Linked DNA regions of Homo sapiens: region 1 is linked to region 2. A link is an interaction called in ENCODE POLR2A ChIA-PET data of the cell type or tissue named here. Cell type or tissue: OCI-LY7. All regions are shown on one strand. Links, peaks and the distances in the headings refer to the core of each region. The heading gives the core; the rest is flanking DNA.

The links. Peaks named below come from ENCODE experiments on the same cell type or tissue, not always from the same donor. Only the 100,000 strongest peaks of a DNase experiment are listed, where the experiment ranks them.
Region 1: POLR2A ChIA-PET joins it to region 2 with 5 read pairs; 3 of 35 experiments call an interaction of 5 or more read pairs at or near these places.

What each region holds. Positions count from the first base shown.
Region 1 is chr1:9,565,331-9,568,344 of GRCh38, reverse strand. SLC25A33 (solute carrier family 25 member 33) reads right to left here. Exons shown (of 7, transcript NM_032315.3): 3 at 984-1,061. Among named protein-coding and RNA genes, the nearest start is that of TMEM201, 22 kb to the left of the region's middle. In OCI-LY7, for the core only: no CTCF peak of the experiment used is centred there; no DNase peak of the experiment used is centred there; H3K27ac peaks cover 844 bases.
Region 2 is chr1:9,225,607-9,228,620 of GRCh38, reverse strand. No RefSeq gene overlaps it. Among named protein-coding and RNA genes, the nearest start is that of H6PD, 7.7 kb to the left of the region's middle. In OCI-LY7, for the core only: no CTCF peak of the experiment used is centred there; no DNase peak of the experiment used is centred there.

The sequences.
Region 1 (3,014 bases), core at 240-2,739, 340 kb before region 2:
CTCAGCCTCCAGAGTAGGTGGGATTACAGGTGCCTGCCACCATGCCTGGCTGATTTTTCATTTTTAGTAGAGATGGGGTTTCGCCAAGTTGGCCAGGCTGGTCTCCAATTCCTGACCTCTGGTGATCCACCTGCCTCAGCCTCCCAAAGTGCTGGGATTACACAGGTGAGCCACCACAGCCGGCCTGGAAGCAGTTTTTAATCTACTTTCCAGATATGCTATTCTCTATCTGTCTCTGTTACTTTTACAATCATACACTGTTATCCTCTCTATCCTATCTATCCAAGAGAACTTTCTGCCAAGATAGGATGCCCTGTATCTCTGCTCTTCAATACAGTAGCCATTAGCTGCATGTGGAGATTGAGTGCTTGAAACATGAAGACTGAGCAACTGAACCTTTAATTCTGATTAATTTACATTTAAACTGCTCCATGTGGCCAGTGACTACCCTTATGTACTGGGACAGTACAGTTCTGTATATTTCAAACAGGCTTTCAGGAGAAGCCCTGCAAAGATATGAGGATGTCATTTTACAGAAAGTGAAGTTAAAAGCCTTTACAATTCCTCTGGATCAGTGTTTCTAACTGCGTTGGAGTCACCTGGGGGTTCTGTTAAAATGCAGATTCTGATGTAGGTCTGGGATGTGCCCTGGGATTGTGTGTTTATAACAAGCTCTCATACAATACTAATGCTGCTGGCCACATGCCATACTTAGAGTAGCAAACACTTAAAGTACATTACAGTAATGATAGCAGATTAATTTTCACACTTAAGAATATAAAGAATACAGTAAGTAGAATCCTTTCTTTCACACACTGAAGACACGCCTAGCATTCTCAATGACTATTTGCTATGTCCGCTATATTTAGGCAAATCCAACATAGAAAAAGACACTGGTCATTCAGCAGCATCACCCTTTGGTAAGAAAGGACCCAGAATTCCATACTGCTTAGCATGAGCTAGCTGGAAAGTTTAATGCTTACCTTGATGGTGCAACTCCAACCAAATTTGGACCCAAGCCTCTAAAAAGTGACTTTGGTCCCTCTTTCTCCAAGATCGACCTGAATAATAAGAAAAGACAAACCTTTAAAACCCCTCAGGCAAGGCCTATTAAAAATGATAAAGAGTCAACCTTCTCATTAGTTCCTTGAGAGAATAAAATGTTTGAGAGATGTCAAGCTCGACTCTTATCTGATTTGGTTACAATACAGAATCGGAAGGCTGTAGAATACTGCTATCATTAGCACAGTGAAAAAACATGCCTCAAAAAGCATCAGTTAGACATATTTTCTTTCTCTCCCTTTTTTTTTTCTTTTTGAGATGGAGTCTCGCTCTGTTGCCCAGGCTGGAGTGCAGTAACATGATCTCGGCTCACTGGAACCTCTGCCTCCTGGGTTCTAGCAATTCTCCTGCCTCAGCCTCCCAAGTAGCTGGGATTACAGGCACTCACCACCACACCCAGCTAATTTTGTATTTTTATTTATTTATTATTATTATTTAGACGGAGTTTCACTCTTGTTGCCCAGGCTGGAGTGCAATGGCGTGATCTCGGCTCACTGCAACTTCCGCCCCCCAGGTTGAAGCGTTTCTCCTACCTCAGCCTCCCGAGTAACTGGGATTAAAGGCATGCACCACCACGCTCAGCTAACTTTATATTTTTAGTAGAGATGGGGTTTCTCCATGCTGGTCAGGCTGGTCTTGAACTCCTCACCTCAGGTGATCTGCCCGCCTCAGCCTCACAAAGTGCTGGGATTACAGGCATGAGCCACCACACCCGGCCCAACACAGGAGGAAGCTGTGCAGAGTCTGTACTATACAATGAAATCCTGTGAAAGCAGGATGAGTATCTGGCAGAGGGTGCCACACAGGGAATAATTTCCTCATCATAATAAGATTCACTGAGAAACAGGTTCAGAGATTTCTTTTGGATTTACTGCTTCTAACAATCCTATCTTCTAGATCTTTACCTAATGTAGTAGAATCTTATACAGGGATATAAAGAATAGAGCCAGCTCAGTGCTCATACCTGTAATCCCAGCATTTTGGGAGGTCCAGGTAGGAGGATCACTTGAACCCAGGAGTTCCAGACCAGCCTGAGCAACACAGTATAAACCCCATCTATACAAAAAATGAAAAATATTAGCCAGGTGTGGTGGTGTGTGCCTGTGGTCCCAGCTACTCAGGAGGCTGAGGTAAGAGGATCACTTAGCCTGGGAGGTCAAGGCTGCAGTGAGCCATGATCATGCCACTGCACTCCAGCTTTAGCGACAGAAAGAGACCCCTTGTCTCAAAAATTAAAAACAAAAAAAAAGTTGGCGGGGGAGGGCAGAATTTAAGGAATAGAAAACTAATAATTTTCATGGACGGATGACGGTTATTTAAAACCAAAGCCTAGTATCTCAAGTCCAAAGATTATACCGTGACTGCTTTTCGTTTTTCATTTTCTTTTCTTTGTTTTTTTTTTTTTGAGACAGAGTCTCACTCTGTCACCCAGGCTGGAATGCAGTGGTGCAATCTTGGCTCACTGCAAGCTCCGCCTCCCAGGTTCACACCATTCTCCTGCCTCAGCCCCCCGAGCAGCTGGGACTACAGGCACCCGCCACCACGCCCGGCTAATTTTTTGTATTTTTAGTAAAGACGGGGTTTCACTGCATTAGCCAGGATGGTCTCAATCTCCCGACCTGATGATCCGCCTGCCTTGGCCTCCCAAAGTGCTGGGATTATAGGCGTGAGCCAATGCACCCAGCCAACTGCTTTAATTTTAAACTTTTTTTTTTGTGATGACATACACATAATAGAAAATCTACCATTGTAACCTTTTTTTTTTCTGAGACAGAGTCTCGCTCTGTTGCCCAGGCTGGAGTGCAGTGGCATGATCTCAGCTCACTGCAAGCTCCGCCTCCCAGGTTCATGCCATTCTCCTGCCTCAGCCTACCAAGTAGCTGGGACTACAGGCACCCACCACCACGCCCAGCTAATTTTTTGTATTTTTAGTAGACACAGGGTTTCACTGT
Region 2 (3,014 bases), core at 222-2,721:
TTTCTTTTGAGACAGAGTCTCGCTCTGTTGCTCAGGCTGGAGTGCAGTGGCCTGATCTTAGCTCACTGCAACCTCCGCCTCCCGGGCTGATTCTCAGCCCTCAGCCTCCTGAGTAGCTGGGATTACAGGCATACGCCACCATGCCCAGTTAATTTTTGTATTTTTAGTAGAGACAGGGTCTTGTCATGCTTGCCAGGCTGGTCTTGAACTCCTGGTGTCAAGTGATCTGCTTGCCTCAGCCTCCCAAAGTGCTGGGATTATAGGCGTGAGCCACTTCACCTGGCTGCTTCGTTCCTTTTCATTGCTAAATCATATTTAATTTTATGGATATACACCACATTTTGTTGATCCATTCATTGATGAACATTTAGGTTGTTTCTGCTTTTTACTGTTATGAATAATGTAGTTATGAATATGTGTGTATATGTTTTTCTATAGATGTATGTTTTCATTTTTCTTGGGTGTATACCCATGAGTGGAAGAACTGGGTTAGCTGGTAATTCTTTTTTTTTGAGACAGTCTTGCTCTGTCACCCAGGCTGGAGTGCAATGGCAAGATCTCGGCTCACTGCAACCTCTGCCTCCTGTGTTCAAGCAATTCTCCTGCCTCAGCCTCCCAAGTCGCTGGGATTACAGGCATCTGCCACTATCCCTAGCTAATTTTTTTTTTTTTTTTTTTTAGTAGAAGCAAGGTTTCACCATGTTGGCCAGACTGGTCTCAAACTCCTGACCTCAGGTTATCCACCTGCCTCAGCCCCCCAAAGTACTGGGATTACAGGTGTGAGCCACCGTGCCTGGCTCTTCAGCTGGTAATTCTATGTTTAGCCTTTTCAGGAACTGCAAGACTGTTTCCCAAAGTTACAGCACCATTCTCTGTTCTCACCAGCAGTGTACAGGGGTTCCAATTTCCCCACATCCTCACCAACACTTACTATTGCCTGACTTTTTTTTTTTTTTTTTTTTTTTTTGAGACAGAGTCTCACTCTGTCGCCCAGGCTGGAGTGCAGTGGCACGATCTTGGCTCACCGCAACCTCTGCCTCCCAGGTTCAAGCAATTCTCCTGCCACAGCCTCCCAAGTAGCTGGGATTAAAGGCGTGCGCCACCATGCCCGGCTAATTTTTTTGTATTTTTAGTAGAGATGGGGTTTCACCATGTTGGCCAGGCTGGTTTTGAAATCCCGACCTCAAGTGGTCCGCCTGCCTCGGCCTCCCAAAGTGCTAGGATTACAGGGTGAGCCACCACGCCTGGCCCCAACTTTTTTATTATAGCTATCTGAGTGGGTGTCAGGTGGGAGTTAATTGTCATTTTGCTTTCATGTCCCTGATGGCCTGTGGTGTTGATCATCTTTCATGTGTTTATTGGCCATTGAGTGTCTTCTTTGGAGAAATATCTAGTCAAATTCTTTGCCCAGTTTTCTTTTTTTCTTAAGAGAAGGAGTCTGAGACAGGGTCTGGCTCTGTCACCCAGGCTCAAGTGCAGTGGTGTGATCTCCACTTGCTGCAACGGCAGCCACCAAGGGGGCTCAAGCCATCCTCCCACCTCAGCCTCCATGGTAGCTGGGACCTCAGGTGCGTGCCACCACACCTGGCTGATTTTTCTATTTTTTGTAGAGATGGGATTTCGCCATGTTGCCCAGGGTGATCTGGAACACCTGAGCTCAAGTGATCCACCCACCTCGGCTTCCCAAAGTGCTGGGATTACAGGTGTGAGCCACTGCACCTGCCCACATTTTTCAGGGTTTTTATTTTTGTCTTTTTTAATTGTGTTGTTAGAGTTGTTTATACATTCTAGATACAAATCGCTTACCAAATGTATGATTTGCAAAAATTTTCTCCCATTCTGTGCATTGTCTTTTCACTTTCTTGATGGTGTCCTTTAAAGCTTAAGTGTTTAACCCCCATGATGTTCAGCGTATCTATTGATTTTTGTTTAATCCTGATGATGTTCAGTGTATCTATTTATTTATTTTTGAGATGGACTTTCACTCTTGTTGCCCAGGCTGGAGTGTAATGGCATGATCTTGGCTCACTGCAACCTCTACCTCCTGGGTTCAAATGATTCTCCTGCCTCAGCCTCCCAAGTAGCTGGGATTACAGGCATGTGCCACCACACCCAGATAATTTTTGTATTTTTAGTAGAGATGGGGTCTCATCATGTTGGTCAGGCTGGTCTGGAACTCCTGACCTCAAGTGATCCACCTGCCTCGGCCTCCCAAAGTGCTGGGATTGCAGGTATGAGCCACGGCACCCAGCCATCTATTGATTTTTGTTGCTTGTGCTTTTGGTGTCATAGCTAGTAAAGGCTTTGCCCAATCCAAGCAAAATCATGGAGATTTATGCTTGCATTTTCTTCTTCTAAGAGTTCAGTGGTTTTGGCACTTGCATTTAGGTTTTTGATCATCTTTAGTTAGTTTTTGTAAATGATGTGAGGTAGGGGGTCCAACTCCCTTCGTTTGCATGTGGATATCCCATTGTCCACGGGGACAGCCCAACAATGCAGGCTGTTCCGTGGTATGCTCCAAGAGCTGTGGCTTGCATAGACGTGCAACATGGTATGCCCAAAGTGCCTCCCTGGTCCAGAAGGTAGACCCTGGAAGACCAATGCCTGGCAAATAACAGGCCCTCAAAAACTGTTTGTCAAATGCACGTGGTGTAAGCTAGGGAGCCTGAGCCACCGAGTCCAGGTGCTGGAGTCTCCTTCGCTCTGCAGAGGCTCCAAGGGACTTCAGCTTGGCCACAATCTGTTGGTGCCCCTGGGGAAAAGGGACAAACTATCAGTGCTACTACTTCCTGAGCGGGATCTCAGGAGAAAAAAGCCCCAGATTTTGTTTTGAGGCTGCCTGGGGGAAGGAGAGTCGAGGGAAGAGAAGAGAGGAGACTGGGGAGCAGCTGGCCTGGATATGAACCAGGACAGGGGACCTTGAGTAATGAAGAGGGAAGCTCCTGTACTCAAGGTCGATGTTTCTTGCCTTAAGCTTCAAGAGGCAAAGGCAGGGAGAAGCTCTTGGCTGGCAG